Linked DNA regions of Homo sapiens: regions 1, 2, 3, 5 and 6 are each linked to region 4. The links are chromatin loops, found by intact Hi-C in ENCODE. Cell type or tissue: dorsolateral prefrontal cortex. All regions are shown on one strand. Links, peaks and the distances in the headings refer to the core of each region. The heading gives the core; the rest is flanking DNA.

The links. Peaks named below come from ENCODE experiments on the same cell type or tissue, not always from the same donor. Only the 100,000 strongest peaks of a DNase experiment are listed, where the experiment ranks them.
Region 1: a loop joins it to region 4, with 8 times the contacts of the local background. A loop is called at or near these places in 30 of 110 quality-filtered maps.
Region 2: it touches region 4 in a loop (10-fold over the local background); 84 of 110 quality-filtered maps call a loop at or near these places.
Region 3: a loop joins it to region 4, with 7 times the contacts of the local background. A loop is called at or near these places in 25 of 110 quality-filtered maps.
Region 5: a loop joins it to region 4, with 2.9 times the contacts of the local background. A loop is called at or near these places in 4 of 110 quality-filtered maps.
Region 6: it touches region 4 in a loop (7-fold over the local background); 93 of 110 quality-filtered maps call a loop at or near these places.

The regions. Positions count from the first base shown.
Region 1 is chr7:50,140,328-50,145,519 of GRCh38, reverse strand. It overlaps SPMIP7 (sperm microtubule inner protein 7), which reads right to left. Exons shown (of 9, transcript NM_001161834.3): 7 at 4,132-4,239. Among named protein-coding and RNA genes, the nearest start is that of SPMIP7, 47 kb to the right of the region's middle. In dorsolateral prefrontal cortex, for the core only: CTCF peaks have their summits at 2,821 and 3,020 (motif pointing left); no DNase peak of the experiment used is centred there.
Region 2 is chr7:50,465,332-50,470,523 of GRCh38, reverse strand. DDC (dopa decarboxylase) reads left to right here. Exons shown (of 15, transcript NM_001082971.2): 12 at 353-451; 13 at 3,209-3,310. Among named protein-coding and RNA genes, the nearest start is that of FIGNL1, 18 kb to the right of the region's middle. In dorsolateral prefrontal cortex, for the core only: a CTCF peak has its summit at 2,324 (motif pointing left); a DNase peak (open chromatin) is centred at 2,323; H3K4me3 peaks cover 804 bases.
Region 3 is chr7:50,202,899-50,208,090 of GRCh38, reverse strand. No RefSeq gene overlaps it. Among named protein-coding and RNA genes, the nearest start is that of IKZF1, 99 kb to the left of the region's middle. RefSeq lists a silencer at 1,243-1,292 and enhancers at 599-1,528, 2,309-2,488. In dorsolateral prefrontal cortex, for the core only: a CTCF peak has its summit at 2,565 (motif pointing left); a DNase peak (open chromatin) is centred at 2,550.
Region 4 is chr7:51,159,119-51,164,310 of GRCh38, reverse strand. All of the region lies in intron 5 of COBL (cordon-bleu WH2 repeat protein), which reads left to right. Among named protein-coding and RNA genes, the nearest start is that of COBL, 160 kb to the left of the region's middle. RefSeq lists an enhancer at 2,985-3,279. In dorsolateral prefrontal cortex, for the core only: CTCF peaks have their summits at 1,187, 1,387 (motif pointing left), 2,886 and 3,100 (motif pointing right); DNase peaks (open chromatin) are centred at 1,420 and 3,120; H3K27ac peaks cover 4,000 bases.
Region 5 is chr7:51,312,507-51,317,698 of GRCh38, reverse strand. It overlaps COBL (cordon-bleu WH2 repeat protein), which reads left to right and starts at 890. Exons shown (of 13, transcript NM_015198.5): 1 at 890-1,106. The coding sequence starts at 1,066. LOC124901633 (a long non-coding RNA gene) reads right to left here and starts at 715. Exons shown (of 2, transcript XR_007060324.1): 1 at 475-715. RefSeq lists enhancers at 1-38, 39-632. In dorsolateral prefrontal cortex, for the core only: no CTCF peak of the experiment used is centred there; DNase peaks (open chromatin) are centred at 1,325, 1,707, 2,158, 2,815 and 1 weaker place; H3K4me3 peaks cover 4,000 bases; H3K27ac peaks cover 4,000 bases.
Region 6 is chr7:51,365,063-51,370,254 of GRCh38, reverse strand. No RefSeq gene overlaps it. Among named protein-coding and RNA genes, the nearest start is that of COBL, 51 kb to the right of the region's middle. In dorsolateral prefrontal cortex, for the core only: CTCF peaks have their summits at 2,806 and 3,006 (motif pointing right); a DNase peak (open chromatin) is centred at 3,127.

The DNA of each region.
Region 1 (5,192 bases), core at 652-4,651, 1.0 Mb after region 4:
AAGTACCCCAACACTCTTTCCATATCCTTGGGAAAGGACAGAGATCTGCCATTACAGATGATTCAATTTTTATGTTCCTTGTACTGATGACTCATGACTGCAAAGCACTGAAATTATATGGGACTGTAAAATGGTTACTAAAAGGGACTGAGCTTATCTTCAAACTTGTTCACCGAGCCCTTGCAAAGAATATGGATCTTATACTGAAGAGGATAAAAACAACAGATTTGAAAAACAGGATTCTTTTTTTTTTTCATTTTTGAGACAGGGCCTCTGTCACCCAGGCTGGAGTGCAGTGGCGCGATCTTGGCTCACTGCAACCTTCACCTCCCAGGCTCAAGCGATTCTCCTGCCTCAGCCTCCCTAGTAGCTGGGATTACAGGCGCTCACCACCAAGCCTGGCAAATTTTTGTGTTTTTTAGTAGAGATGGGGTTTCACCATGTTGGCCAGCCTGATCTCCAACTCCTCACCTCAGGTGATCCACCCGCCTCGGCTTCCCAAAGTGCTAGGACTACAGGTGTGAGCCACCGTGCCAGGCCTGAAAAAGCAGGATTCTCATCTCAGTCTTACCTTAACTTTCTGCTTGACACAGATTATAAGTGCGGATGAATTTGCATCATTTTAAAAAAATTCCTGAACACTACCCAGATCCGGTCAACAGTTCATGTTTGTTGAAGAAACAAAGATAATTGTTTAGCTATACTGAGCTTCAATAATTTTTGTTGAACCCAATGACTATTTTGGATTCTTTCTATTTCCTAAACTAGTCTCAAGTTATAATAAGTTAGGAACTGCAGTAGAAACTGCGTTAACATTTTGAGTTCCTGAACTCTAAATGCCATTTAGTAACTGGGCATGCCTACCAAATTCAAAAATAATTTTAATAAGAAAACTCAGGCAACAATTTCATTTTTAGTGATTTGTTCCAAAAGAATGCATGGATAAGTGTACAAACATATATGTAGAGGCTGTTTTTGCTATATTGTTTACAACAAGAAAAGTATTCAGGGCTTGGGCAATATAAACTTGTTATAGATTTGGTGGGATACATCTAGCCATTAAAAAGATTTTAATATGCAAAAATATCTAGTGCATATTTCAATCTTACATACACACATACACTCCACCTATCCATGCACACACAATACACTTGTACATATATGTTGCACACATTCATAAATGCATGAGGGGAAGAGTCTAAAAAGAAATCAAACTTTTAATATTGGGATTGAAAATGAAAGAGATATTTTACTTTCTACACTTCAAAAATATCTGAATTATTTTCATAATGAACACTTTTGGAAAAAAGTTATTTGTGGAGCTTCAATGTTACTATTAAAGGTGAGCATAAATACTGAGCATAACCATTGGCTCACCAAACCTCTGTAAATTCACATAACACTTCAAGAAAATGATAGCCATAAGTTTAAGAACTTTTTAAGAATGTTTACATATTCTGACCCCAGAATCCTTTTGAAGGAATGTCACTTAAGTAAATAATTTCAAATCAAGAAAGAGTCATATAAAGAATATGGAAACAATTTACATATGTAACCTAAGTGAATGAGGCAGTTACAGTACATCTACACAAATAGAAGCTATGATAAGCTCATAAAAACATGTACCCATAATTATGTGGTAATGTTATAGTGGTAAAAATGTTCTGTGTAGTGTGATCATAGCTATGTAAATATACAAAAGCAAGATTAGAAGTGTGTATGACAGATGGAAATATGCCAAAATGTTAATAATGGTTATGAATAAGAGTTTGGTTATATTGTCATTGTTATTAATATTTCTATACTTTTTCTTTAATGATCAGATTCAGTTCTACAATAAAAATAAAAACTACTATTTTTAAGCTATTAGCACAATCACTACCAATATAAAAAACACAGAGCATGTCAGATGACTTAGTAACCATAAAACAAAATCAACTAATGAAGGAAATTTTTAAAACTTTTGCCCTGTAGAAAAATTGGTGATTCCAATGCTGAAGCCACTTGAACTAGAGAGTAAATGGCCTTGACCCTTGCCTGAAATACGGTTTTTGGGCCGGGTGTGGTGGCTGACACCTTAATCCCAGCACTTTGGGAGGCCGAGGCAGGCGGATCACTTGAGGTCAGGAGTTTCAGACCAGCCTGGCCAACATGGCGAAACCCCCATCTCTACTAAAAATACAAAAAATTAGCCAGGCATGGTGGTGTGCACCTGTAATTCCTGCTACTCAGGAGGCTGATGCAGGAGAATCACTTGAACCCGGGAGGCAGAGGTTGCAGTGAGCCGAGATCACGCCACTGCACTTCAGCCTGGGTGACAGAGTGAGACTCTTGTCTCAAAAAAAAAAAAAAAAAAAAAATGGCTTTCACTGAAAAGGCAGGGGTATAGCAGTGTTTCCCAGCCATGATTAAGTGCCACCAATCATTAAAAAGGACCCTAAAGATACTATCATAAAGCCATTTCTCTTCAAGAAACTTTAAGATGAAAAAAATTCAAGAAGAGACATATTTGCTTTCAATAGGATGGCTCTCTGTACCTTACTTGGCACAAAGTAGGCGCATGTGCTCCTATGCAAATGACATCATATTGTTTATATTCTCCTGTACTTTGCTTTGTAGCTCAAGCAGTATTGTGGAAACTACATAATAATTTGTTTAGAGATTCATATGTATGTATCAAAACTAGAAAGAAAAGTAAGCAAAAGAAAGGCATAAAGTCTAATGAGTATAGCTTCTGAGCTGGGGAAGCAGAAGGCATGGGCAATGAGATTGGGGCCACACACATGGCTGAAAAGATTTGAGTAAGATTCTGTATGTTACTAGGTGGGGGATACACAGGAGTTTACTTACGTTATTTGATATGTTATATGTGACACTATATCTTTCTGTGTCTATAAATATTTTATAAATAAAAATGAAAAACATTTCTTTGTGTTAACAGGTTAAGATTCCGTTAAAAATTGAAAGCGAATCAAAAGAAGAAACTTTGCAACCTTGGAGGCCCTCTAGTGCCCAAATCAGGTAAGTACAGTTAATATCTTCAATTCTTTTATATGATTCGCTCAAAATATCATTTGCTTAAAAACAGAAATTAACAGCAAGATGAGGCAGGAATGCTATATGCCCAAATTTATTGAAGTTAAGTGGTTCATTTTTACACCAAATCTTTAAAATGTTGCCATACTGCTCTTCACTCTCTTTGAAGAAATGACCCCAAATAATATGTTTTGATTCTTTAGAAAGAATATTTCATACAACATTTCAAAATTTAGATATACGTATCAAAGAAGAAACAATCCTAAATTGTTGTGCCTGAATATTTTAAATTAGCTTTCTTCCTATATCCTTCCTTTAGATTTTTAGAATTATTATGTGTAGTAGCAATGATTTCCTTGCAGAATGTATGGAAGAATCCAGCCCACTGACTCCTTCCTCAGGACGAAGCACAGCACGACAGCCTTCAAGTTCCTATGTGTAAAAGTGATTCCTCTCGGCTGGGCGCGGTGGTTCACTCCTGTAATCCCAGCACTTTGGGAAGCCGAGGCGGGCGGATCACAGGGTCAGGAGATCGAGACCATCCTGGCTAACACAGTGAAACCCCCTCTCTACTAAAAATAGAAAAAATTAGCAGGGCGTGATGGCAGGCGCCTGTAGTCCCAGCTACTGGGAGGATGAGGCAGGAGAATGGCGTGAATCCAGGAGGCGGTGTCTGCAGTGAGCCGAGATTGCACCACCGCACTCCAGCCTGGGCGACTGAGCGAGACTCCGTCTCAAAAAAAAAAAAAAAAAAAAGTGATTCCTCTCTGTTAGTGATCTGCCGCGTCTCAGATACTTTACAAACATTATTGATCCCCCCACGATCACCTTGCTTGGTGGCATTTTTTTTCTCACAAGTTTCAGATGAAGAAACTGAAGTCACAGAGATAAAGTGACTTGCTCAAGGGCCCCAAGTGAGTCAATCCCCAAAATCTCCTTTGTGACAAACCACATTTCTTTTAGGAAGCAGGTATCTTTCTTCTTCAGCAATGTTCAATAAAAGCCACGTTTAAATTCCTTCATTTATGGTAAAGTCCATCATCATGTTTCATCCTTAGTAATAAAACAAGTGAAATAATCATGAATGGAACTCACCGACTTGTGTTTGTATAAAGAGGCTTAGAGTACCGCTGCTTGGCTAGCGATGCGATGTCTCCCAAGGGGTTGTCAACATCATCAGCATTTGTAGACTGCACATGACCACTGTTAGAATGGAAAGGAAAGAAGGCATATATTTCTGTATAAGAAACATAGAAGAAACCATTGAACAGTATTCTAACTTCCAAAGGAAATTTATTTGCCAAAGTAGATCAAAGGCTCAAAATGCAAAATGTAAAGCATAATGATAGAACAATTTTCCTTAAAAAATATAAAGATAATTTTCTCTTCTTCAGAATGAGCGGTGGCATGCTCCTTGATCTTAAGTTTGAGCCAGAGTGACAGTAAGGGCTGTTTTGTGTTTCTGAACAAAGAAGCGGGCTGTTCCTGCAGCCCCAGCACAACTCCTTTGGAGACCGGCTGGAGGCTGGGCAAGGAAGAGGCTGGTGTGTGCCAGAGATTATAAGGCTCCTGGTGAATGGAAACCCTCACAGGTGCAGAGGAGCTTGGGCAACAAGCCACGTGCCCCTGGGCCTGAGAGAAAGTTGAGAGGCTGAGTTAATGCCAATCAGAGAGTTTCAAGGACTTCTGGGGCCACTGGTAGAAACACTAGTCAACTGCAGAACTGAAGAGGCCGAGTAATGAGAGGGGTGGGCCAGGACTAAAGGTCCAGATCCCTCCTCCATATTCTTGGATCTACTTTGTTTTGTTTCAAGGTTCTTCTTCCATCTAAAAACCAGGAGAAGACCCCAACTGGCAGATAATGTACTTTTTTTTGCCATCCATGGAAAGCCGGCATTAAATGTAGAAATTAAGAGGTGATATTTCCATGCTGTTAATGAGCATCTCATCCCTTCTGCAATTATAACAGTTTTTGTGATTCATAACACTCAATAGTGGTAGCATCCAAGGTATTTTATTTCAAAAGGTAATGTATTTGGAAAAACAGAAAAATACCACTCTTTCTCTCTTTCTTTCCTTCCTTCCTTCTTTGTTTCTTTCTTTTCTTTCTTTCTTTCATCAAAATCAAACCTTAGATGGGACTTCTGACATTAAAC
Region 2 (5,192 bases), core at 557-4,556, 690 kb after region 4:
CTGGGGGCAGGGCCGTGTCTTCCCTGTTTGCTCACCACGGAACCCTAGGGGACAGCCCAAGGTCTGGCCCTGCTGTGCATGCCGCAAACACCTGTTGAGTGAAAACAATGAACATCACTGGCTCCCAGGTCAACAGTCCCCATCTGTGTTCCTTTCTCTTGGAGATTTGCAAAGAAAGCCTCTGCCCACATCACCGAGGGCCCTGCCATCCAAGACAGGCCATGGCAATGGGAGCAGGTTGGCCACCAGGGAATCGGCTGCCTCCAAGAGAAATAGGCGAGCCGGTGAGCCGAAAAGGAAGCCAGCTTTTAATATCTTCCTCACTGATGGTCTGTTTCATGTTTCATTTCAGCATTGGCAGATACCACTGGGCAGAAGATTTCGCTCTTTGAAAATGTGGTTTGTATTTAGGATGTATGGAGTCAAAGGACTGCAGGCTTATATCCGCAAGGTGACTTTGTTTTTATTATTTATCACGGTAAAATTGCGGAGGTCTTTCGGGACTTTAGAAATAAATTCAAATTTTTTTTCTTTTTTTTTTTTTGAGACAGAGTTTCACTCTTGTCCCCCAGGCTGGAGTGCAATGGCACAATCTCAGCTCACTGCAACCTCTGCCTCCTGGGTTCAAGCGAATCTCCTGCCTTAGCCTCCTGAGTAGCTAGGATTACAGGCATGCGCCATCATGCCCAGCTAATTTTTGTATTTTAAGTAGAGATTGGGTTTCACCATGTTGGTCAGGCTGATCTTGAACTCCTGGCTTCAGGTGATCCACCCACCTCAGCCTCTCAAAGTGCTGGGATTACAGGTGTGAGCCACTGCACCTGGCCTTCAAATGTCTTAATAAGCAAATACATGGCAAGAGAACCAGACTGTAGTTTGGGTTGTTGAGATGAGGTTATTTATAAGATCTGTTAAGTCACTTTCGTTAAGATTGCAGGTTATCAGGTCCAGGAAGATGGTCACAGTAGAAACATCACATAGGTTGTGCTTTAGCCACATCTAGCCAAGAATGAAGTTCATTGAGCAATGGCAATTATGAGAACATAAGGACTGTGTTTTTCTCCCCCAAAATTGCCAGAATAAGATAGATATTCCCTAGTCCAGTGGTTCTCAGACATGCTTCCAGACCAGCAGTGCCGGCCTGCAGTGGGGCCCAGCAACCTCTGTTTTAACAAGCAAACCAGACACCTTCTCTATGCACTAAAATTTGAGAACCACTTATCAGCTCCAAGCCCCACTCCCCTGCTTTTTTTTTTTTTTTTTTTTTTAAAATAACAATTGGCTGGGTGTGGTGGCTCACGCATGTAATCCCGGCACTTTGGGAGGCCGAGGTGGGCAGATCATGAAGTCAGGAGTTCTAGACCAGCCTGGCCAACATAGTGAAACCTTGTCTCTACTAAAAAAAAAATACAAAAAATTAGCCAGGCATGGTGGCAGGCACCTGTAATCCCAGCTACTCGGGAGGCTGAGGCAGAAGAATCACTTGAACCTGGGAGGCAGAGGTTGCAATGAGCAGAGATTGTGCCACTGCACTAAAGCCTGAGTGACAAAGCAAGACTCCGTCTCACCAAAAAAAAAAAAAAAAAAAAAAATGAGGAAACTGAGTCCTGAATATGAGCCTGGATCTGCCTAGAGCCACCCGTTTAGCCAGCTGCAGAAGGCCTGCTGCTGTTCTGCTGGCTCTCTCTGATCCTGGTGTCCTTCCTAAGCTGTGGCCTCATCTTGATGGACAGAGGTCCCCAGGCTTCATGGGAACAAGCACACTTATGATATTCAGCCTTAGTGATGGTAACAGCCCTCCATTTTAAGTCCTGTTGCCACTTCACAACCAGGTGTGCAGGGGCAGGTGTCCCCAGCCACCTCCTCTGTGGCACAGCATATATAAACACATCCATCTGCAAGCTTCATAGAATGCCTAGGATGTGCCATGAACTGCCTACTCCCAAAGCTTCGGTGAGGACAGTTCCAGGAGCTGCCGAGCACTATGAGGACCTGTTTGGGGGCGAGAACTGGGAAAGGAGTATGTATATGAATTCCTGGGTAGGAAATCCCCCTCTACCCATTTGAGACGAATTCAGCTTTTTTGGGGAAAGAAAGCCAAAAAATAAGGGATTTATCTCCCCACAATGATGACGTCTTTAAGCTCAAGGACAACTAGTTATGATCATGCTGGCTCCTGTTTAAAACACACTCCACTTCTTTCTTAAAGGGGACCCAATCCTGCCTTAGGAGCAGAGTCCAGCGATGCTCAAAGCCTGTCTCCTTGGGCGGGAACCGGCTTTCGGGATCGCCCATGAGGCCGAGGTCTTTGGCGCTCTCTGGTGGCATGACGAGGAACCACTCGTATGACACGTGTTTTTGTCCCAGCCACCCCCTGCCCGCGAGGCGCCGCGTTTCCGCAGGTCCTCCCCAGCACCTGCAACATGGGGGCCCTGCTGTATCCGCGGGCTTAGAATGAGCAAGGCACGGGCCTACGCCACGGAGGGCTCCTTCTCCTAGGATCACATGCTGTCTGAATAGCTTCTGAGTTCTATAACTATTTGGAAGTGAAATAAGGTCAGTGTGATATTCAATGAGAGGAAGGCCGTTTCTGAATGTGACAGAGCGGACAGGATGCCCAGCTCTAGGTGGCAAACGCGGAGGAGGAGCAACAGCTGTGGCAGCCACAGAGCTGCAGCTCCATCAGGCTGCCTTAGAATCCTAGCTCAGCCAAGGCCTCCGGGTGCACCTTGGGCATGTCGCTCACCCTCTCCCAGCCTGTTTTCTTATCTCCAAAATGGGGATAATCATGATATCTTCTGTGTTGTGGGCTGTCCTGAGGATGCCGCAGTGGTGAGCGCTGGCACCTCAAGCACAGAGGAGCAACTCGATGGGCATTAGCCATTGTCTCTTCCAGAATGATCAAATACCTCCTCACGGTGTTTATTCTAACATTATAAAAGACAGTTTGGGTGGGATAAGAATAGTCCCATGAACAGAAGAAAATGACAATTGGTGTTCTGAGGACACTAGACCTGTGCTAATGTAGGGAATGAGTTTCTTAGCCTGCCTGGAAACAGCTGGTCAGTGAACGGTAAAAGCACTTGAGGAAAATTGCCAAGAGCGTCTAAATGAATTATACATGGGCAGTCTAATAAGGTTTTCTAGGTAGTTAAGTTCTGAATTAAATGGCCATGAGAAAAACAGATTTTCCCTTTCCTCTTTGAAGCATGTCCAGCTGTCCCATGAGTTTGAGTCACTGGTGCGCCAGGATCCCCGCTTTGAAATCTGTGTGGAAGTCATTCTGGGGCTTGTCTGCTTTCGGCTAAAGGTTTGTCTACATCTATTCCATTCTTCATTTTCTGTGAATGTGACAGAGGGGAAAGTGTTGTTCATTACCTCCATGCTCAAACACTGGCACTGGCTCTCCAGAGATGGCAGAGCAAAGCCTGCATTCTTTGGCCCACCGGCCTGCCCTGCCCCATGCTACACAGCCTTGTTTCCACGCACAGCGGCTGTTCCCGCTTCCTCAAGCCTGCCATGAGACTTCTAACTTACATAGCTTATTGGCCGCAGAATCTTTACCATTTTTCCTTCCTCAAGGCTCCATCCCACACCTCTGCCACTGGCCCTCCTTGGAGGACAGCGGCCTGTCCATAGCCTCACTAATCTGAGTGTCTTCTGTGGATCAACAGCATCAGCATCATCAGCATTGTCTGGGAGCTCCTTAGAAAAGCCAGTCTTGGGCCCCACCCTAGAGCTGCTGGCTGCGCACCTTTACAAGATGCCCACACAGGAGTCTGTTTGACACTGTGTTGTGGCGTGCTGTTATTTTGCTGCCTGATGCTGTGCATTCACCAGGTGAGGGCAGGCTGGCCCACACGGGTTGGGGCATAAGCCATCTCTACTGAGAATCATGATACAGTTCTCAAAAAGGCTCTAAGATGCACTGCACACATGCCCCTTGGTAATCTCCCTTGTGTACACAGAGCCAGGTGAGACCAAATGCTCTGTTTGGTTTATAAGGTTTTTTTTTTTTTTTTTTTTTTTTCTTTTTGGAGACAGAGTCTCCCACTCTGTTGCCCAGGCTGGAGTGCAGTGGTGTAATCTCGGCTCACTGCAACCTCTGCCTCCCGGGTTCAAGTGATTCTCCTGCTTCAGCCTTTTGAGTAGCTGGGATTACAGGTGTGCGCCACCACGCCCAGCTAATTTTTGTATTTTTAGAGATGGGGTTTCACCATGTTGGTCAGGCTGGTCTCGAACTTCTGACCTCGTGATCCACCCGCCTCAGCCTCTCAAAGTGCTGGGATTACAGGCGTGAGCCACTGCGCCCGGCTGAGGTAGCTTTTAATTCACAATCATTTCAAGCCTTTCCAGGAGGCTTCCTTGTTCAAATTAAAGACAGCACTCAGGAGAAGGAGCAGGCTGGGGTCAGTGTCATTGTCAAGGGGCTGCCAGTCAGAGTGTGGCACTGCCACTCCACCTACTATGTCCTTTTGCCTCACCTGACTCTTGGAGCTCTGAGGCGAGGAGGAGCTGCAGCCGTGGGAAAGCCTGCAGGTAGCAGAGCAGGAGAGGAGACTTGAGCCCTTGGAAGAGCACAAAGTGATGAGACCTGGGAGGTGCACAGAGGACCGAGAGGGCAAGACACGCTCTGGATGTTTGTGGGAGGAGCCTCAGTCCATCCATGTCCAGGATGTGTCCAGTCAACCAACCTTAGTGTTGGCATCGTGCTTATTAGACTCATCTGCTGTCAAGCAGTTGTTTTCATTCTTGTTTTTGTTGACAGTTTTCTTCTAGGACTTTTATATTCTATTTTTTTAACAGTTCTATTGAGATATAATTCACTTTGTTCATTTAAAGTTAACATTTGGGCTGGGCGTGGTGGCTCACGCCTGTAATCCCAGCATTTTGGGAGGCCGAGGAGGCCAGATCACTTGAGGTCAGGAGTTCGAGAACAGCCTGACCAACATGGTGAAACCTCGTCTCTACTACAAATACAAAAATTAGTCAGGAGTGGTGGCACATGCTTGTAATCCCAGCTACTCGGGAGGCTGAGGCAGGAGAACCACATTGAACCTGGGAGGCGGAGGTTGCAGTGAGCTGAGATTGTGCTACTGCGCTCCAGCCTGGGCGACAGAGCAAGACTCTGTCTCAAAAAAAAAGGCTACGTTTGAGTATTTTTAGTATATCTACAGAATTGTGCAGCCATC
Region 3 (5,192 bases), core at 834-4,833, 960 kb after region 4:
GCGTCAGCTTCACAGCATCCCCCAGCGCGACAGGTCCCACTCACAAACCTCCCGGCCTACCCTAATTCTGGGAGTCAGAACCGACGTCCTTCCCAACTGAGTTTCCCACACCCCACCCAAGGCCGCCTCTCCATCTCCTCCCTGCCCTTCCCTCGGCCTGGAAGGGCCACTCCTTTCCCCCACGTCTTGCTCAAATGTCACTTCCTCAAAGAGGCCTTCCCTGGCCACACCCGCTGGCCCATGCCACTCAGCTGGAGTAAGTCTCTTGCCAGCACCAGTGGGAAAGAAAATATCCACATTCAGATTTTGTCTTTGCTGCTATTTCTGGTCAACTTTCTCTCATTGGAAGCAACGTTCCCTGAGGGGAGTTGGTTGGAGCCTCCCCAGTTTCAGCCCCAGTGCTGCAGCGATGCCAGCCGTGGAGTGGCCACAGGGTCAGCCCAGAATGAATGAGTTTGAGGTGAACAACCTCATACCCGCTTTTCCTAACCCCTCCTTTTTAAGCTCCTTGATGGAAAACTTTGCTCGTTACATCTCCTTGCTTCCATCTCTGCCTGCTCCAGCGCCTTCCTCTTCCCCTGCCACCCTCCCAGGAGCATGAGCTCCCCATACACTGTGCACCCCAGGGTGTTTCTGCCCAGGGGCAGGCTAACGTGCAGTGGGGGCTGCGGCCTAACGTGGACTAGAAGGCCTTGGGTCCTGGTGCCAGAGAGCTCACCTCTCCCTCCTTCCTCGGCATCGCGGCCTTCCCCATGGAGGTCCCATCATCTGCCGCTGCTGCTTTGTCTTAGAAAACTCAGGGACACTCACTCACTGCCCCTGCTTCATGCCCCTCGTGCGTCCACACCACACAGTGGCTTATAGGGTACCCACTCCACGAGGGAGCTTAGGCAGATCCTGATGGGACAGAGAAACAAAAGCAGGAGCCCATTTCCAGCAGCGTTGCGTTCCGGGGGGTTCCTCTCCTAATCCAGGGGACAGAGGAGCTCACCGGTGATACTGCTGTGAGGGGAGAGGTGCGGCGATAGAGGGTGCTGTGGGACTCCCCAAGGACCCCATCGGCCTGGTGGGGGCTGGGGGTGGGTAGCCTAAGGTCAATTCCATCCCAGATTTATCTGGCCCAGCTCATCAGTCCCAGGAGGGATGCCTGGTGCTTCCTTCTCTCGATCCCCCATTCTCCCCGAGCCCAGTCAACGCCTGTGCAATGTGATGAGTCGCTCCGTGTTTAGGGAAGCGACTCATCACGGGTCCAGCACCCTTCACAAGCTGCCCCGTGTTCCTTTTTAGCTTCACCCCCACCCCCCACTTTGCACACACTCTACACACTGCAACCTCAGCCGACTTCCGTGGCCAGCTATGCAGGGTCTTGTTGGCCAGGCTGCTCCTCTGCCTGGAATAACCTCATCTTCCTCCCTGGCAGGCAAGTGTGAGTCACACAGGGCTTCAAAACATACTAAAATGTCACCTTCTCTTTGAACTTACCTGCCCCTCTTCCTGGCTTGCCCTCCCCCATCCACAGCCGATGCTGTCTCCTTTTGAACTCCCGTCAACTGGGTAAGACTTTGGTGCTGGCACTGCCTAGGTACATCGTAATAAACAAGTGCTTATTCACAATAGCAAAACAAACCTGGAGCCCATCAACAGTGGACTAGGTAAGGAAAACATGATACCTATACACCGTGGAATACTACACAGCTGTAAAAATGATATCATGTCCTTTGCAGCAACATGGATACAGCAGGAGGCCATTATCCTAAGTGAATTAACACAGGAGCAGAAAACCAAATACCGCATGTTTTCACTTGTAAGAGGGAGCTAAACATTGGGCACACATGAACATAAAGATGGCAGTAACAGACATGGGGGACTACTAGAGAGGGAGGGAGGGAGGGAGGGGGAAAGACTGAAAAACTACCTATTGGGCACAATGCTCACTACCCAGCTGATGGGATCAATTGTACCCCAAACCTCAGCATCAAGCAATATATGCACGCAACAAACCTGCACGGGTACCCCCTGAATCTAAAATAAAAGTTGAAGTGAAAGACAGAAAGAAAGAAAAAGAAAGAAAGAAAGAAAGAAAGAAAGAAAGAAAGAAAGAAAGAAAGAAAGAAAGAAAAGAAAGAAAGAAAGGAAGAATGAGAAAGAAGGAAGGAAGGGAGAGAGAGAAAGAAAGAAAGAAAGAAAGAAAGAAAGAAAGACAGACAGACAGACAAACAAGTGCTCCGCGAGCTCCAGGAGGGCAGGAGCTGATTTCATTCCCTGCAAATCCTTGTGCCTGGCTGGGTGCCAGCACACAGTGGGTGCTCAAAACATGTGGGCTGATGGAAGAAGAGAATTTGCTTCCATCACTACAACTGTGAAGTCCTTTAAGATAGCAATGTGATAGACTTGACCCCTGTAGAAAGCAGAGCCACGCTGAATAGAATCAGCTGATTTTTTTTTTTTTAACATCTGGCGAATGATTTCATGGGATCTGGCCTCAGTTTCCTCCCTGAGAGCGTGATGCGGGATTCTGTCTGTGGGCTCCGCATTGGTTGATTCAAGGACCTGGTCAGTACTGCCATCTGGTGGCCGTTTACCCCATTTGCAGATTGGGCTCTTAAAAGCTCCAGCACAGTAATTCTGCAATCATTATTATTTATTTATTTTGGTAAAATTCCCATTTTTTTCCCAACTCACAGGGGAAGAAAAAATACTTTTAGTGTGAGAGGGAGAGGATTTCCTCACCATTATTTCCCTCCTAAAATCCCACCCCCACCCAGACCTGCACAGTCCACAAGGAGAGCCCATGACGAATAGCCTGGCCTTGGTGGAAACCCACGGCACTCTCTGGCTGTCTGCACTTATGCATCTCCGAGGAGAGCAGAGATCGCCTTATCAGACCTCCCGCAGCGAGGTAAGCTTCAACTCCAAGGTCAGGAGCAGCTCAGGCTAGGAGTGGGCCAGCGACCCATTCTGTGCTCTGCTGCAGGCCCCTAAATGCAGCATTTGATTTCTCTTAGGACAAAATGAAGGCTTGTTAAATATATATATATATTTAAAAGGCAAGCACAGCCAACCAGTGCCACTCTCATTGCTTTATCTCTCCTTGTAACCCTACAACAGTCAATGGAAAGACAAAATGTGGGCTGCTAATTCCTCCTTCCTGGGACTTCAGGTCGGCATCTCCTCATTACAGCCATCATTCTAGAAATTAATGACTATGCTCTTTGTTCTTTGATACTTGCAGCGATGATCTAGGCCCTTAAATGCAGGGCTTAAGTTCCCCTCAAAAACCAGGGCTATGTCGGCAGGCTAGTCAGACTGTCTGGAAGAGCAGCCAACAGGAAGTCGTAGATTGTCTGTGCTTCTTCTGAGTTTGGATGCGTCTTTACCAGAAAACTATACTGTCTTCCACAGCAGCTTTCAACTCATGATCCTCCCTCTTGTCCCTCTTAGCAAACCACTACCAAGTGGCATTTTAAGATGTCAAAAAATCCCAGCATAGAATTGCTTCATTGTGAGTGCTGGTGCTGGCACACAGTGGGTGCTCAAAACTTGTGGGCCCAATGGAAGAGCATTTGCTTTTATCACTCTACAACTGTGAACGTCTTTATGTTTTCTCTGTACCTGAATTATAACAAGGCAAGGATTGGGGCTGATTCTGGGATTTTGGGACAGTTAAGGCAGCCAATGGAATCTGTTAGCACGAGTATTTCCTAGTCTTCCTGTGAGAAACAGAAGGAGGGACCCTTGAAATGAGGTCCCTGGGGCTCTTGGTTGAGGACCTGAAAGAAATGAGAGAAAGATGGATCTGAGCCTTTTAGGAAGACGTCTTCATTTGAGGTAAGGTTTTGTCTTAGGGCCCTACATTCCCAGCAACAGGCTCAGGGGATACCTCTGCAGACCACACAGGGAGATTTGCTCATTCATCCATCCATTCACTTATGCAAACGATGATCATAAACAGCTTGCTGCAGGGACTATGCTGGGTACTGGAAATAGGGCGCTGAGAGAAAATGACCATGGTGCTTGTTTGCAGAAAGCATAGAGCCTCGTGGAGGGAGATGGAGATTAACCAAAGTATCACATAAATGACTGTATGGTTACAACTGAGAATATTATGAAGGCGAGGAACCTATCATACAAGACCATAGAACAGAGGAGCTTTACTCGGCCCAGGAGCCAGCCAGGCTTCACTGCGGAAGGTAATCTTTTATGGAGAACTGATGGGTAAATGGAAATTTACTGGGTAGACAGAGGGGAGAAGAGAGCCTCCCCACCTTCCAGAAGGAACAGAGCTACAAAGGGAGAGAGAAAGAGATCTGAAAGAGGCAGTGTGCGGGATGGAGCCTGGGGGAGAAGGCACAGTTAGCACTGGGGTGGTCTCTGGCCTGGGCAAGCCTCTTGGACAGCAGCCTACAATGCATGGCCAGCCATGCTGAGCTCAGAGAGAGAATCGTACGAGAAAAGTGCAGGCTCCTCACTGACACACAGGATCTCTGTACTAGAGCAGTGCCTGGGGTAAAAGATTAATAGTTGCTTAATAAATTGTTATTGAATGAGTAAATGGAAAAATGCTTGGCCTCAGCCTTGGGAGGTGACTTCTAGCAGGGGGAAGCTCCTACCTCCCTTAGTTTTTCTTCCCCTCATTATCCTCAAGGAAGAGGAGTGCTTTTGTATTGGTCTAGTCCAGGGATATTGATTGGGCCATGTAGTTCTGGTGAGCATTAGACAGAGAGATACAAAATAAACAGGCATTAGGGTGAACACTGTTCTGTGCTTTTGCTCTGGTTCCTGTGTTTTGTATTTGCTTCTCCTTGCTGAACATTTTTCCTGCTACCATCAAAGGAGTAAGGATAATAACAGGGCTAGGCTGAGGAAAACAAAGAAGTAAAGTAGTTTTACTCCTGCTCCCTTCAGTTCAGGCAAGTGGTGTCACTGAAGTGATTCTACGTGGCTTTGAGGCCAACAGTGACACCCAGGGATTTTCTCTTGAGGCTTAGCTTCCCATGGGAAGCTTGCAGGGGTAGGTTGCTGACCCAGGGTCAGATTCAAAATTTAGGAATGCTAAGTGTCAGTCAGTAATCTCTATCTCTTCTATTTTTACTCTTGAAGATGGTGTATGACAGTAGATAGTGTCAGAGGTGAGCATACAAGAGCAGAAGAATGCAATGTGGCTTTGGGGCTCTCCCATCAAGAAGTGGGGT
Region 4 (5,192 bases), core at 810-4,809:
CAGTAGTATTTGGGTTAAATCTACTTGGTATTCTATTACCTTCTTTGGATATCGGTAACTTTCTCTAGGTTTAAGATGTTCTCTGATATTATCCTTTTCAATACATTGATAAATTTGACCTCAGAGAAAATATTAATAAATTTGATTTTAGGGAAAACAAACAAAAAACCCTCTTGAATGACAAAAAAGAGAAAATGAAAATAAATAAAGGAAAGAGATAAAACTCTTACTCATAATGAGAAATGTAAATGAACTACAGTGAACACTGTTCATCACCTATGGGATTGGCAAAAGCCCAAAAGTTTGTTACTACACCTTTTTCATTAAACTGTGGGGCCCTTAAATGCATTGCTGAGCAAAATGCAAAGTGCTAGCTTTATGGTGGTGAATTTGGCAGTATCTAGCCAAATTACACATACATTTAGTTTTTGACACAGAAATCCTAGTTTTAGAAATCTACCCTGAAGACTCACTGGCAAAAATCTAAAATGATTCATGTGTAAGGCTGTTTATTGTGGCATTATTTGTAACAACAGGAGATGAAAGCAATGTTCATGCCCATCAGGAGGGGATTGGTAGATGAAGCTATGGTACATGAAGATGTGGTATAGCTACATGATTGAATACTATGAATCTGTGAAAGAAGGAAGAAGTTTGTTATATTATTGATATGAGGTGTTTTCTGGGATATATTTTTTCCACTTTTAAAAATCAAGGGTGACTTTTCCTATGAATCAAAGTAATAAGGCTTCAATGTGATAGATTAATATTAACTCATAAATAAGAATATACTGGGTTTCAAGCCCTAGGGCAGTACAGCACTTAAAATAATAATGGCTCCCAGTGATGACCATGCCTGCTGCTTCAGTCCTGTCTGTTCTAGGCACTGTGCTTAGTTGTGTGGGCTTATTTGATCTTCCTTATATAGACACAGAAAATATCCAAATGCCAGAGGTGAATTGGTTGATCAGATTTATTGATATCTACTTATGTTGGCTATGATGCTCTCTTCAATTAAGGATGTTAGTGACGTAATATTTCTGAAGAGCACTCTGCCGTTGTTTTTACATATTTTTTCCACGCCATTGATCCTAGTCTGCACATTTTGATGCCAGTGCTTGCTTAATCTTACCAGAAGAGGGGATCAAACGGAGGCATGAGTCACATCATCCTTTTGCTGCTTTGAATGTCCTCTATTTTAAGGGATTTTGCAGCTCTTCCTTCCCTTAGTTCACTGTCTGGGCTGTGAGAGGCACTCCTTTTGTGTATATCCGGTGATAAAATGTAACACTGATCCATCTCCTTGTGAATTCCTTCCTTCCTTAGCTTAGCGCTTAGCTTAGCACTTCTTGCTTTACAGGAAACATTGCAGTGAGTATTGGCTTTATTGGTGCTCCCCCTGCTGGCTGTTTCTATGTCTTTGTGCAAACAGGGTAACAGCTTCAGCTTCAAGTCATAGTGAATCTCTGATGAGCACAGAGGCTTAGCCTGGCGGAGGCCGAGGGCAAGCCTACATCATTGGGGTGTTAAAGCCGAGCTTTCAATTCTGGCCCAGCATGCAGAACCTATCTTCACTTTCCTCATCTGCTAAACTGCCCACTTTGTAGGTTCATTGTAGCGATTAGAAATTATATAGCTCATCTGACACTCATAGGAAATGTTCTGAAATGGTGAGTAAACCTGACCGGAGCCCTCCAGAAAGTTTGCAGATACTATTATGTATTATTTTTTCTTGAGAAAATGTAAGTGGTTTATTATGTCTGTAACTTGAAGACTCTATGAGAATAGATTTGCATTAAAAAAATCCTAATGTAGATGGTCAAAGAAATTTGATCTTCTCTGGAAAAGTTAGTGAATTTCTTAGAAACTGAAGTTTACTCTGTTCCAAGATATATCTTCACTGTCTTAATCAAAGGGCGCTTGAATCATAGCAAATATTCTCATCTTTCAACTAACTTTAAGTAGTTTTCCTGGAATTTTACATTTTCCAGAAAACACTCCTTTCTGTATCTGTGAAAGAAAGTGTGCCTCAGGCTGTAAACTGGGCTGCACTGGACACCTGCGGGGGACTCTGGCTTAGTGGGGACATGGTCAGTATTGATTTTCCTCAAACTCAGCCTGTGTAGCTGTGAAAGCATGGAACAGATTACACTGCAGTTAACGTCATCCCACACATCTGGACTCCAAGACACGGGGAGGTCACATAGTCAGTTGTGGATGCCGGTTAATGATAAGGTGTGAGTTAGCTCTCGGGTCTCTGTTTCCTAAGTCACACAAACAGCAGTGATAAACTGTGCTAACGGATGAGACAAGGTACCTGAGTTAATTTGCAATTCAGCACACAAAAATGGAAAAGAAATTATTATATCAGTCTGATAAAGTGCAAATGTTCTGATGTAGGAGTAAAGTGACGTGGGTTCTAATCCTGGTTCTGTTATTCACCAGGACAACAGACCAGTCATTAGCAGGCCTTTCTCTGAAGAATGAACTTTTGAAAGTAACTGGCCTTTTATGGGCCCTGCTTCTTGGTTTCTTGGTTTTTTAAAAAATCCAAATTCTATAAATTTGACCAATCTAAAGGTATTACTACATGCTTCATCAGATATCTCTGCATTTCTTGATACCATAAAGTTAAAGTTCTTCTGGTAAAAGAGTTAAAAATCACTGCCTTATAAAACAAGCAAACAACAAAATAAACCTGTCTGGAGACATTTTGTCCATTTGCCCTGTTCAGGCAGTGACAGAAATAGTGTCATTATAGTGTTTCACAGATGGACGGAGCTTACATTTGAAGTGATTTCCATAGCAAAAGCCCTAAAAAAGTTTCCAGAATTCGTGTTGAGTGGCGTTGTTTCTGATGGAAGCCTCTGCAGTATTGGAGGCAGGCATTTACAGGGAAGCCCACCAGTAAAATAAAATTTTCAGAAAAAGTTATTAAAAGCTACATTTTAAAGGAAACTCCATAATTTCAGCTGCCCTGAGTCCTATGCTTACAGAGAGCCTGCATTTCCACCCAGCTGATCCGGGTCTCCAGGGGGATTACAGAGAACTTGCAAATGCGGCCCAAAGCATGTGTGGAGCTGTGCTGCCACAGGGTGGCAGTGTTGTCACACACACAGCAAATCCCCTCGCGAGCTTTTCTGGGCCTGGAAAAGCTCAAATCTGTTCTGTTTTTGGAGTGTTCATCAGTTGAGAACAGGAAAATGTGTTCCGAGGGCTGAGCCACGTGTTTATGAGGTAGAACTAATTTTTGTTATACATCAGTTGTGTAGAGATATTTTTAAAATTTAGCTTGTACCTTTAGAAAATGCTTTATAAGGCAGAGGTTGCAGTGAGCCTCGATTGCGCCACTGCACTCCAGCCTGGGCGACAGAGTGAGACTCCATCTCAAAAAAAAAAAAGCTTTATATTCAAAACAAAATAAATTGCATATGGCAGGTTTTAAGAGTAGAGTAGGAGAATCATGTCCAGTGCCTACAAGTCTAACAGAGTTTCTTGTTCCTTGTTCTCCTGAGCCTTTCTCAGTATCTGCATAGTTCTTTTAAAGGTTGTATGATCTTCTGTGTAAAGGGAAAAGCGTGGCTTTTGTTTTTGTTTGCTTGAATTTGGATTCTGAATTATTCACATACAGTTTGTGACCTCTTAGAGCCTTGTCTTCCCGTGTGTACCGTGAGCTCATAATCACCAGCACCCAGCATTCTTATGAGGATTAAATGAGTGCCAAGCACAGGAAGGAGCTCACAGCTAGCACTCGATGAAGGTTGGCTCGGCCCTGTTGCTCATTGCTTCTTTTATTCTGGTATAAGTAATGTGAAAGTCACTTTATCCCAAAAGCCTTTTTTCATTTGGGAGGTTTTCTTTATGAAAGACACCTGCAAATGTATTCGTGAATCAAAGGATATGACAACTTTATGGCATTACTGCATTGTTTCCCTTGATGACTGTGTCATCAACAACAAATAACAATATGTTATTATGGCCACTCAACTCTCCATTTCTGATTCAGAGCCTTGTGTATATAAAACTCCTATCAACTATTGGAAAGTAAATAGACCTTAATGTGTAATCTAGAAAAATCATTCTAAGGTTCTTTCCATACCTATTTGACCATTAAAAATAGGCCAGACATGGTGGCTCATGCCTGTAATCCCAGCACTTTGGGAGGCCGAGGTGGGTGGATCACCTGAGGTCAGGAGTTTGAGACCAGCCTGACCAATATGGCAAAACCCCATCTGTACTAAAAATACAAAATTAGCTGGACGTGGTGGCAGGTGTCTGTAGTCCCAGCTACTCAGGAGGCTGAGGCAGGAGAATCACTTGAACTCGGGAGGCGGAGGTTGTAGTGAGCTGAGATCGTGCCATTGCACTCCAGCCTGGGCAACAATAGTGAAACTGTCTCAAAACAACAACAAAAAAATAGTTTTAAAAATATTCTTATCATATGATCTCTAATGCAAACCTGGAACCCATCAGAGGAGGGTTTTGGTTTTAAAGCTTTGATGAATTTTTTTCCCAGAGTGTTCGATTCTTACAATGGGAGTAGTATACACATAGATCCTGAAGAGTTGATAAACAGGGCCTAATGCCAGTACCAGTTCTCGGAGGGAAAAAAATAAATGTAGATTTTTCACCACTTGGCTGAAAATGTGATGTTTGTAAGGATACTGAGGTAGAAAACGTCCCTTTCAAATACTGGTTTTCCGTATGTTCCCCTAAAACATGACTATTATTTCCACTGTCTATGTTTCCTTTCTGGCCTTCCCCTGCTCTTTGTCAGACAAGTATAAAACAAGAATCTCACTTGCCTGCACATGGATTTAAGTTGCTTCAGAGACCAGAGAAGGTGAGAAGCAGAGCTCTCTGTCCCTCGGTATCCTTTCCTGTCTAGGAGATGACATCTCCGCCATCACAGTGCCTCGGGCCAGAACCCTGGGGTCCTCTTTGCCCCCTTTGCTCTCCCACTCCACCTGCAACCCTCATAGCGTCTGTCGCCTTCAAGATACATCTAGGATCTCACCACTTCACACAGCCTGGCCTTGTCACCTGGCCCAGGCCTCCTGGCGGCTCCACTTCCCAGCACCTGTGGTCTCCAAAGCCTCCTCCCCACCTCCCTGCTTTGCGCCCTGCGGTTTCACGCGGCATCCAGAGCGCAGCGCGCGCGGCCGCCAGGTGCGCGCGGCCGGGGGCTGCAG
Region 5 (5,192 bases), core at 618-4,617, 150 kb before region 4:
CCGATCTGGCCTCTTGTTGGTCTTTTATTCGAGTCATTGAAACCATATGAAACTGCCACTTTTATAGGTCAGCCCATCATACCAACCAAGATCTTAGAGAGTGGAGGTGAAGTTGGGCAGATAAGGGACCTCTGGCTGACTTGCTCTGGGCCCCGGCGTGGCCGGCAGGACCTGCATATCTGCCCGCCAGCCCGCACTGGAGTGGCAGGGTTGTGCCACAGTAGCGCCCAGTGAATCAGGTTGGCAAACTTAAGCGAGCATTCACCTAGAGCGAGTGAGTTGTTAGCAAAGCGAGGCCGCGCTCCAGCCCGCACTGTTTCTGATTCCGTGGGACCTGGTGGGCCCCAGAAATCTGCATTTCTAACAAGTTCCCAGGTGTTCCTGACGCTCCCGGTCGGGACTCCCACTTTGCGACCCTACGCACTAGACATTTGCTGCACGGATAAAGGTCAGAGAGCGGTGCCGGACACTCACTTCTCACCCTCCAACGTCAGTCCTCCCGGGCTGGTCCGCCCACCTCGCCCTCGCACGGCCTCCAGGCTCCAGGTGGTTCCCCTCCCCCAACTCCGCCAGGAGGCGCCGGCCCCGGGATCCCCCACTCCGCCCAGAGAGGGTCGCGCTCCCCCCAGGGGTGGAGGAGCACGGGGAGAAGCCCTCTGCCGCACCCGCGGGTGTCGGTGCAGGGCCCAGGTGCCGGAGGATTCCTTCCCCGGACGCTCGCCGCGGGCCGGGTCGGGACTCTGAGCAGGCGGGGCGGGGCGGGGCGGGGGCGGCGCTCCGGTGGGCGCGGCAGAGCAGCCGGGGCGGGGGCGCGGCGCACCTTGCTCCCGGCGCCCCCGCCCCGCGCCGCCGCCAGCCCCTCCCTGCGCTCCCGGCGCCCCCGCCCGCTAGAGACGATTCCAGCCCCTTCCGTCCGCCGCGCTCCGCCGCTGTCCTCCGCCGGCCCGCGTGGGAGGACGATGGGTCAGCGCGGAAAAAGTGAATGAGGGCGGCAGCGGTGGCGGCGGTAGCCAGCGCCTGACTCGGCGGGCCCGGAGCACCGCCCGCGTCCCGGCCCCCGGCACCATGGACGCGCCGCGCGCCTCGGCGGCCAAGCCCCCGACCGGGTAAGCGGCCCCGCGGTCGGGCGGGGTGGAGAGGGGGCTTCCCTGGGCTCGGACGCCCGCGTCCGCACCGCGCGCTCCCGGGCAGGGCGCCCTCTCTGCCGCCCCAGCGGGTGCTGGTGGTAGTGGTGGAGCAGGTGGTGCGGTGCTGGTGTTGGGTGCTGGTGTTGGGTGGTGGTGCGTGCTGTGTACTTTGGGCACCCGGGTCGTTGCCCAGGTAACCGTGTCGGGCCGGGGCCGGAGCGCACTTTTCGCGCGGGGTGGTTTGTATGCAGGCGTCCTTATGGGGGTCCCCGCCAGCACAGCCCCCACTCAGCTCCGAGCTTTCCTCAGGCCCCCCAAGTGTTTGCCGTAGGGGTGGAGCGGGGAGCGAGGGGACGCCCGGCCTTTGACTCCGGCCTCTTCCCTGCGGGCTTGCCCCTGGCCGGTTCCCATCAAGTCTTCCCTCTCCCGGCCTCGGCGGCAGCCCCAGGATCGGCTCTCCCGGCAGCGTGGAGGGGAGGGCTCCCCGGCTTCGCAGCCGCCCGGGCCCCGCGTTCTCGGAAGGTGTTCGGATTGCCCGGAGGGTTTCATGGCAGCAGCTCTCCCTCCCTGCCTTTATTCCAGGGTCTCCCCTGGCAGTGGAAGGGGCGTCCTAGTGGGGCCAGGCCTGAGGCGCAGACATCCGTAGCGGACCCGCGAGTCTGGCGGCCCATCCCTGTCTTCGCGATTCCGCTTTTGCCCAAACCTCTCCCGGTTTCTGTTTGCTATCCCCACACCTTGCGTGCAGGGATTACACGTCACATTCAGGATTTGACTCTCAGAAAGAGTAATTTCCCTCAAACAGGACGAGCAGCCCTGCTCATTATTCAGACCCCGAGCCAGGTGCGCCGTGCTCATCCCGGCCAGCGGTGCAGGCTGGGCCGCGGGGTAGCGCGCAGTCCCGGTGGACTTTGTAGTTTTCAGCGCGGCGCGCCGGGGACCTTCGAACTCGCTCGCTCGCCTGGAGCAAATGTGTATGAGTCTTGCAAATGGAATGAGGGTTGGGGTGAGCCCTGCACCTGCTTACTGAATGGGCCCACTTTCTGCTATGGCAACTGGACTTGAAGGAGGCAGCTTTGGGGACAACAAATCTTTTTTTCTGTTACAGTTGTGTCCCACTGACTCACCCTGCCCATGTGCCCATAGGCGGGCGTGTTGCCCAAGTGTGTAAAAGACTTTCAGTCGGGCTCTTTTTAAAATTTTAAAGTTTTCCTTTAATGCCAGGAAAAGGTGAGCCAGGTTAGCAAATCAAATAATCCTGAAGCTGAGGAATGTTAAAAAGAAGTTTTCTTTCTCTCTCTCTTTTTTTTTTTTTGCAGTGCACTTACTGGTGGTTATATAATTCTCTTTGAACAAACAAATTCCCCAGAAAGAAAGTAAATGTGGGAAATCCTTTTTCATGGTAATAGGCATCCCAAAATAACAGGGAAATGTGAAACAGAGGTATCTTTAAATCTGTGGCTTTCATAGCCTATTAAATGAGCCTATTTAAGGACACTGAATTATTTTGTCACTATCACCTTATAAATAAATATGAAGACAGAGAGAACATTTAAAAGGCCGGCAAAACTGTATCCAAAGAGTATCTGTAAGATCCTTGAAGGGAGTCTAATGATAGAAGTGAAAGGACTTACCCTAAGAGCGTGGCACTCTTTTCAGCCTGGTACTGTGTGGCAAGAGGTAGTCGAGGGCTGGCCTTCTCAGGGCTTCCCAGAGCTCTGATTGGCTTTCATATTTGAATTGCAAAGTAAAACTAAGGATTTTTGCTATGGAAAACATGAAATTATTCCTGATGCATTCAGTTCTTTCCCTCACTCATATCCAGTGTCTAATTTACTTGTCCGAACATCTTTGTCCAAGAAATGTAGACATATTATTTTTAACTTCTATTGTTCTCACTTTGTCATTTGTTAATACTTTCAGTGAAGAAGCATCAAGAAAATGTTAATATCCTTATATTTTTTCAGACAAGAATTACGTGTTTAATAAGCAATTTTGTGTTCAAATCTGAGGAGATAAATGGTGTTAGGTCTTCGAATATTTTATATAATTTAGGTGTATGCTTGCTAATTATAAAGGTTAGATATTGCTGTGAAATTTGTGGCTTTAGTACATTATTGGTGGCAGGCAGATTCTGTTGGCTCTTCACTGAGATTACTCCTCTGTTCCCTGAGATTAAGGCAGTGTTTGCAGTGTGCTTGAGGGAAATTTGTTTTCCATCTGATTCTGCAACCGTTTATTATAAAATCAAACTTTCAGTAAGCCTCTGTCTTCCCACATGATAACAAACTGATGTGGTGAAGCTGTTGCTGTTGCTGAAACTACCACTCCTCCTTGTGTTGTATAGAAACAAGCTAGACTGGGTGCAGTGAATTAACGAGATTTCACCCTGTGGCCTACAAACGCTCTTCTAGAAGATTACTGAAGGGAGATAGGTTGGTGAATGTAAACTCACTGACTCTGTGTCTGGCTAAATTATTAACAGGTAGTTATTAGTTATCTTTGTGAAAAACACAAATATACGTTTTTACTTGGATTGAAATTGTATGTTTTTTACTAGGAATTTCATTAAAACAGTGATGTATGACTTCCTTGACTCCTGGGGAAAGTGTTCTTTTAGGAAAGAGGCTGTGTGCAAAAACTAACAAGTCAGACTTGATGTGACTTTTAGGGAGTTTTAGAGCTCAGTTGAAGTATAAGAATTGACAGAATACTCAGAACACAAGTAAAGGCAAATTGCCTTTTGGTGAGGTTTTGAAGTATATTTAACTCTCTACTTTATCTGTTTACTTTGCGTTTGTCTGAATATTTATAGGAGCCATCCCAGTAGTCGGCTGTTACAGAACACAGGGCTAAATTTCCCATTGGACCCTCTGTTAATAAAGGACAGAAGAAGGCTTGCTGTTTGGCAGGACCATGCTTAATTTTTTTTTTCCTATGGAGGAAAGACATGTTTCTGTAGAATACAGTAATCTCCAATGACATGAAATGTCAAAACAGCTGGTGCATTTGATCAATGGCTGTATTCAAGCAGTTTGCTCATGTAAAAATCAGTGGAAGTTTTGCTAATCAGTTTCGTCAAAATGTGGACTTCATGTACACATAGCTGTTATTCATTTCTTTGCATAAATTTATATTTATTTAATCAAGTTATTAGAACCAAAAGAAATTTTAAAAAATTAATCGAAGTGGGTAACTTGAGCTACTCTAGTCCTGTCGGTGCCGCACATAGTATTAAGTGTAGAAGGCCTGTGACTCTTGGTAGTGACATGGGGCAGCCACAGTGACATTTTGTATGAAACCCTCATAAGCATGCAGATATTAAGAAAATATTAACTCTACACCATAATAGGAAGCTTAGGTTTCTAGGCCTTTGGCTTTTGGCTAACATGTTAGAGAAAGTGTTTACATTCTTTCAAATGAGAGCATGTATAATGAACTGTTACATAAAACTTTTCCCGTTAGATTTGAGCATTATTTTTAAAAGATATTACTTCTGAGCTACTCTTTATTTTGGCAATTCATTTAAGAAAGTAAAAGTTAAGAATTGCTTGATGTAATGTGGAGAGTAGGCCTAGGAATTTTAATGTTTTGTAATTAAAATATTTACTAATAAATTAGAAGAGTTGGACATTTCTGTGTTGCAATATCACATAGTCTCAGAGCATTTTTATTATTTCTCAGTGGTTCTATAAAGGGGATAGAACTGAAGTATGATTAAAATTTGTTACAAAGGTATTTGTTAAGTGTTGCATCTCTCCTGCCCCCAGGAACTTTTGCCTGCAGTCCCTCCTGTGTTTTCTCGTGACCTCCAGTGCACAGGTGGAGTGGATTATTATTGAGTGGAACCTTGACCCAGGCAGAGCGACAGCCCCCACGTATATGCAGGCCTGGATTCTGTGGACTTCTTAATTTGGGATCCAGGGAATGAAGTCATAATCTGTGTCCACGCAAGTGCTCCTGTAATTATTAAGAAAACAATGATTATAGGATGCATCTATACACCGTAATAAGTAGTTTAGGTTTCTAGGCCTTTTGTGCTTTGTTATAAATTTATGATTAAATTTA
Region 6 (5,192 bases), core at 627-4,626, 210 kb before region 4:
GTTTGTTGGTAGGTAAGGGGGCACACTGGCTTTTTGAGTTGCCAGAGTTTTTGCATCGATTCTTTTTCATGTGTAAGGGTTAGTGTTCCTTTAACTGTGAAGTAAGTTGAGTACAGTCAGTTGGCTTCATTTTAGGGTGTTTTCAGAGGGTCAGGAGTATGTACAGAATGTTTATTTGTTGCTTAATCTTTGCCTTAGTTTTCACAGGTGCTGTGTACTGGCAAAATATTTTTGTGTTGTATTTTCCACCGTGATCCAGTAGGTGGCACTTAAAAGTGTTAGCCAGCGGACAGGCAGATAGGCTTTTTTCTCAGCTGCACAGCTCTTTTGTGTTTTCCTCAAGTTAGCATAGTGCTCTTTAGGGGGTGGGGTAGAGATGACCCCCTCACCTTGTCCACTCCTGAGCCTTGGAAGAGCCCCCTCTGATCACTGACTCCACGCCTGTGTTTCTTTTATTAGGTGTTCTTGTCCATGGGGCTTCCTCATGTAGGGGCCACAGTTGGCAAACAGGTCATATCCTTTCTGGAATGGCTGTACAGAGGGAGGCACAACCCACTCCTCCACTGACCTGTGAACTTGGGCATCTCACTTCTTTTAGTGATGCAAGAGTGAGGATTCCCCCACTGCTTGGGCACCACCCAAGCCAGCAAGAACTGCTTGGCTAGGAGTTGCAGGGATGAGTGGGGTCACCTAATCTGCTGTCCAGCTGCTTCGCAGGGGAACATGGAGTTGCCCCCACCTGCAGAGTTCATATAAAAGCAGGACTGCTGGGCTGGAAGCTCTAGCAGGTGTGGGCTGCTGGCTGTGAGCAGTGGCAGTGGGTGGAGTCACTCACCATGCCATTAAGGTGTTTCCTAGGGGAACAAGAGACTGTGCTTGTCAGCAGAATTCAGACAGAAGTGGTACCACGGGGCTGGAAGCTCTAGCAAGTATGGCCTGCCTGGCTACAAGTGGCGGGGATTGGGTGAAGTTGCCTATCCTGTTGTTTGGGTGTTTCCTGGAGGAACAGGAGACTGCACCTGTTGGTAAAATGAAAACAGAAGCAGGACCATTGGGCCAGAGGCTGGTGCTGAGCTTTGTCTAGTGATTTGGGGTGGAGCAATCTTACTGCTCTTGGGTACCATTACTCTCCAGTCCTGTGAGCTGGTCTGTGTGGCTGGCAGGTTTAGCTGCCTTGACCGCTCAGCTTGCTCCCTGCTCCTGCCAAGGAGGGTGTAGTTTGCCCTGGAGGAGCATGAAGATAGGAGATGAGCACCAGTCCTCAGGACAAGGTCCCATGTGCTTTCACGACCTTTGCATCACCTGGCCCTAGACCCTCTCCAGCACCTGCCTCTCCACCTCGCTGTAGTCCCAGCTATTTGGGAGGCTGAGATAGGAGAATTGCAGTGAGCCGTGTTCTTACCACTTCACTCCAGCATGGGCAACAAAGTGAGACCCTGTCTCAAAAAAAAAAAAAAATAGGAAGCAAACTGTAAGAATTAAGAAATTTTGAAAAAGTAAAAAGTGTTTTTAGGAGAGAAATCAAAGCAGGCTGTAGAGTAACCTGCTAGAGTGATTAGCATGACTAAAAGAGAGACAGATGCTATCAGAATGATGGGGGGGAAGGTCCTGAAGGCATTGTGGAAATCTTTTAGGCAGCCCCTCCCATCATAGGCCCAGAGGCTTAGCAGGACAGAATGGCTTTGGGGGCCAGGCCTGGGCTCCTCTGCCTTGCCCTGCCTCAAAATGCAGCCCCTCCCTGCATCCCAGCAGCTCTGACTTCGCCTGAGGCTCAGATGGCCCCAGATACAGCAGGCTCAGTTCCAGAGGGTGCACATTTTAAGCCTTGGTTGCTTCCACATGATGTTAAGCCTGTGGGAGCAGAGAATAAAGGGTGGCTGAGGTTTGACAGCTTCCACCTGGATTTGAAGATGTGTGAGAAAGCCTGGGTGCCCAAGCAGAGCCTGTTGCAGGGGCAGAGCCCCCACAGAGAGCTTCTATGAGGGCAGTGTGGAGGAGAAATGTGGGGTTGGAGCCCCCACACAGAATCCCCACCAGGGCATTGTCTTTGGAGCTGTGGGAAGAGGGCCACTGCCCTCTAGACCCCAGAATGGTAGATCCACCAGCAGTGTTCACCCTCAGCCTGGAAAAGCCGCAGGCACTCAACTCCAATGTGTGAGAGCAGCCACAGGGTTGCACCAAGCACAGCCATGGGGAAGGGGCTGCCCAAGCCTCAGGAACCCTGCCTTGCGCCAGTATGCCCAGGATGTGAGACATGGTGTCAAAGATTAATTTGGAGCTTTAAGGTTCATTATCTGCCTTGCTGGGTTTCATACTGCATGAGGCCCGTTGCCCCTTTCTTTTGGCTGATTTATCTCTTTTGGAATGGGAATGTTTACCTAATGGTACAGCACCATTTTATTTTGGAAGAAATAACTTGTTTTTCATTTTACAGGCTCACAGCTGTATGGAAATTACCTGCAAGTCTCAGATGAGACTTTGGACTTTGGGCTTTAGAGTTGATCCTGGAACAAGTTAGGATTTTGGCGGGCTATTGGGAAGGGATGCTTGTATTTTGCAATGTGAGAAGGACGTGAGATTTGGGGGGGCCAAGGGGACCCTAACTGGACACATGGTTTCAATTTTTATCATATTATTTTGTAAAACTACTCAGGGTTTATTTATTCATTTGTCTATTGCTTATCGATCAGTCAATTTTTAATGTGGCTTCATGATCCTAGAGAAACATTAGACACTTAGCTTTGTTTCTTGTCTAGAAAATGCTCAATTCTATTTTGAGTCAGGGACCCCCAGAATCTGCATTGCCCTACAGTTTTTTTGTGGTGTAGATGGCAGGTAAATTTCTTCAGCAGACTAAGGCTGTTGATCTGGAAGACAATTTAACCTTGGGAAGTTGGGATGGATAAGATTTGCTGGCTTGCCTGGAAGGGTCTGCAAGGTTCAGTCCTGGGCCTCCTTAGGAGAGTGCTGCAGTTCAGGCCTGCATTTTCCCTCCGTTACCACTAGATGGAAGTGGTTTCTGCGATTTTTTTCCCCCAGTATTGGAAGCCAGCATGTCTGGGGAGCTGCATGTAGCACTGCTTATCTCGGTGGAAGGTGCTTGTCCTGGTGTCTGCATTCTGCAGAACAGCTGGTCTGCTGCTTTCCAGCCGGAGGTAGCTGCCCCCTGCAACCCAACACACAGGTCCATGCAGAGAACAGCAATCAGCCTTGTCCAGGCCTTGCTGCTTACCTAGTGCTGCCTACGCACAACTATATTCTGCCCTCACAGAACACCTCTGACATTGGTGTGGTGTCATCTGCAGTTTGCAGACCAGGAACTATTCAGTGGTGCTCAGGCCCTGGGCCTGTCTGCAGTGCAGGACCCCCAGGGACATGGGCCGCCTAAGCCAATGCAGGCAGGACTTGTCAGCAAGGACTCTTTTTCCCACAAGAGCCATGAAAAGCCTCTGCCTGTGGAGTTGGACCCCTGCCGTCTGCTGCCAGCTTCAGGCTCGCTGCAATTTGTGGAGCCTGATTTTATCTGCTCCTCCAACCTCCAACTCCCAACTCCCCTCCTAGCCACTAAGTTACCTTCCCACCCGCTCATCATCTCGCCAGACTTTCCATCATCACAACCTCTCAGGTTAACAAAGCTCTCTGGCCTCATGCCTGACTTCCTGCTCCACTCACTGCATAGCTGTGCTCCTGGAGGGAAAGATAGCCCACCACACACAACTGATAAAGGGCAGGGCTGAGATTTCAAATCAGGGCCTCTAGCCCCAATTCTCACATTCTCATATACCAACTACACCTCTCCTACTCTGTCCACACCTAAAAATGCTGCTCTAGTTCCTCTGTAGAAAAGTTTCTAATCAGCTGTCAAATCAGGCAGGAGTGGCACGTGCTGTGCCCACAGCAGACATGAGTAGCTGCTCACAGCGGTTGCTCTTCACCCCGCCTGGGGGAGGCCTCATCATCCTCATCATCACGCCCGAGAGGCTGCTTGGATGTATTTGATATGGCATGATATCACACTGACTGGTCATCCCTAGACTAAGGGCACTTCTCAACCCCAGAAGAATCCTCCTTGCTCCAAGTGTCCATTATCTGAAATCAATTTAATTACCTCTTAGAAAATGCTGCTTCTTGGGCAGGTGCAGTGGTGCATGCCTGTAATCTCAGCACTTTGGGAGGCCGAGGGGGGTGGATCACCTGAGGTCAGGGGTTCGAGCCCAGCCTGACTAACATGGTGAAAGCCTGTCTCTACTAAATACAAAAAATTAGCCAGGTGTGATGCCAGGCGCCTATAATCCCAGCTACTTGCGAGGCTGAGGAAGGAGAATTGTTTGAACCTGGGAGGCAGAGCTTGCAGTGAGCTGAGATCGTGCCCATTGCACTCCAGCCTGGACAACAAGCGTGAAACCCCATCTCAAAAAAAAGAACAAGAAAATGCTGCTTCTATTAAATGTGCTACTAATGAGATCTTCGTCATATAACACAAGCAGGTGTTTCTCTGCCAGGAACATTTAGTAAATGTCTGTTCTCAGTGCCTCCTATTGGGATGTTAGCCCATTTTAATTGACCTCATTAGTAAATTCACACTCTAGGCTTAGACACAAGTCCAGGATACATGGGAGAAGGGACAAGTGTCAGAGCAGGACTGCAGACAGGCGTCTGCCGGAAGCTCCTGGAAGGTTGGAGCAGGAGACACAAGGAGTCTTTGAAAGGAACGGGGCAGGGAGTCAAATCCTGCTTCTACATTTATAAGCCTATATAATAATCTTATATAATCTCATATAAAGCCTATTGTTGCCAACACAAAGTTGTGTAAGTCCTACTATTGGTAAACAACATCCATATCCCATAAGTCATTTAGATTTTAATGTGAACACTTGTGTTGTTTATTGTGATTTGTCTTTAGTCCCTGAATTGTACGTCCCATCCCAGTCAGGCTGTGACTGTGATCTTCATCAGCCTTTCTTTCTTTCTTTTTTGCCTGTTTTACTTTGAATATAGGCATCTTTTAAACAGAAAAACGAAGAAAGTTGTAAAATGAACTTCCATGTGCCCATTACCCAACTTCAACAACTCACAGCGATAGGAATCTTTCCCACCCACTCCCATCGTTGCTCCAGATTGTGCTGAAGTAATTCCCCAATGTCAGATCGTTTGATCTGGAAATATTTTAGCAACATATACTCTTTTTTGAG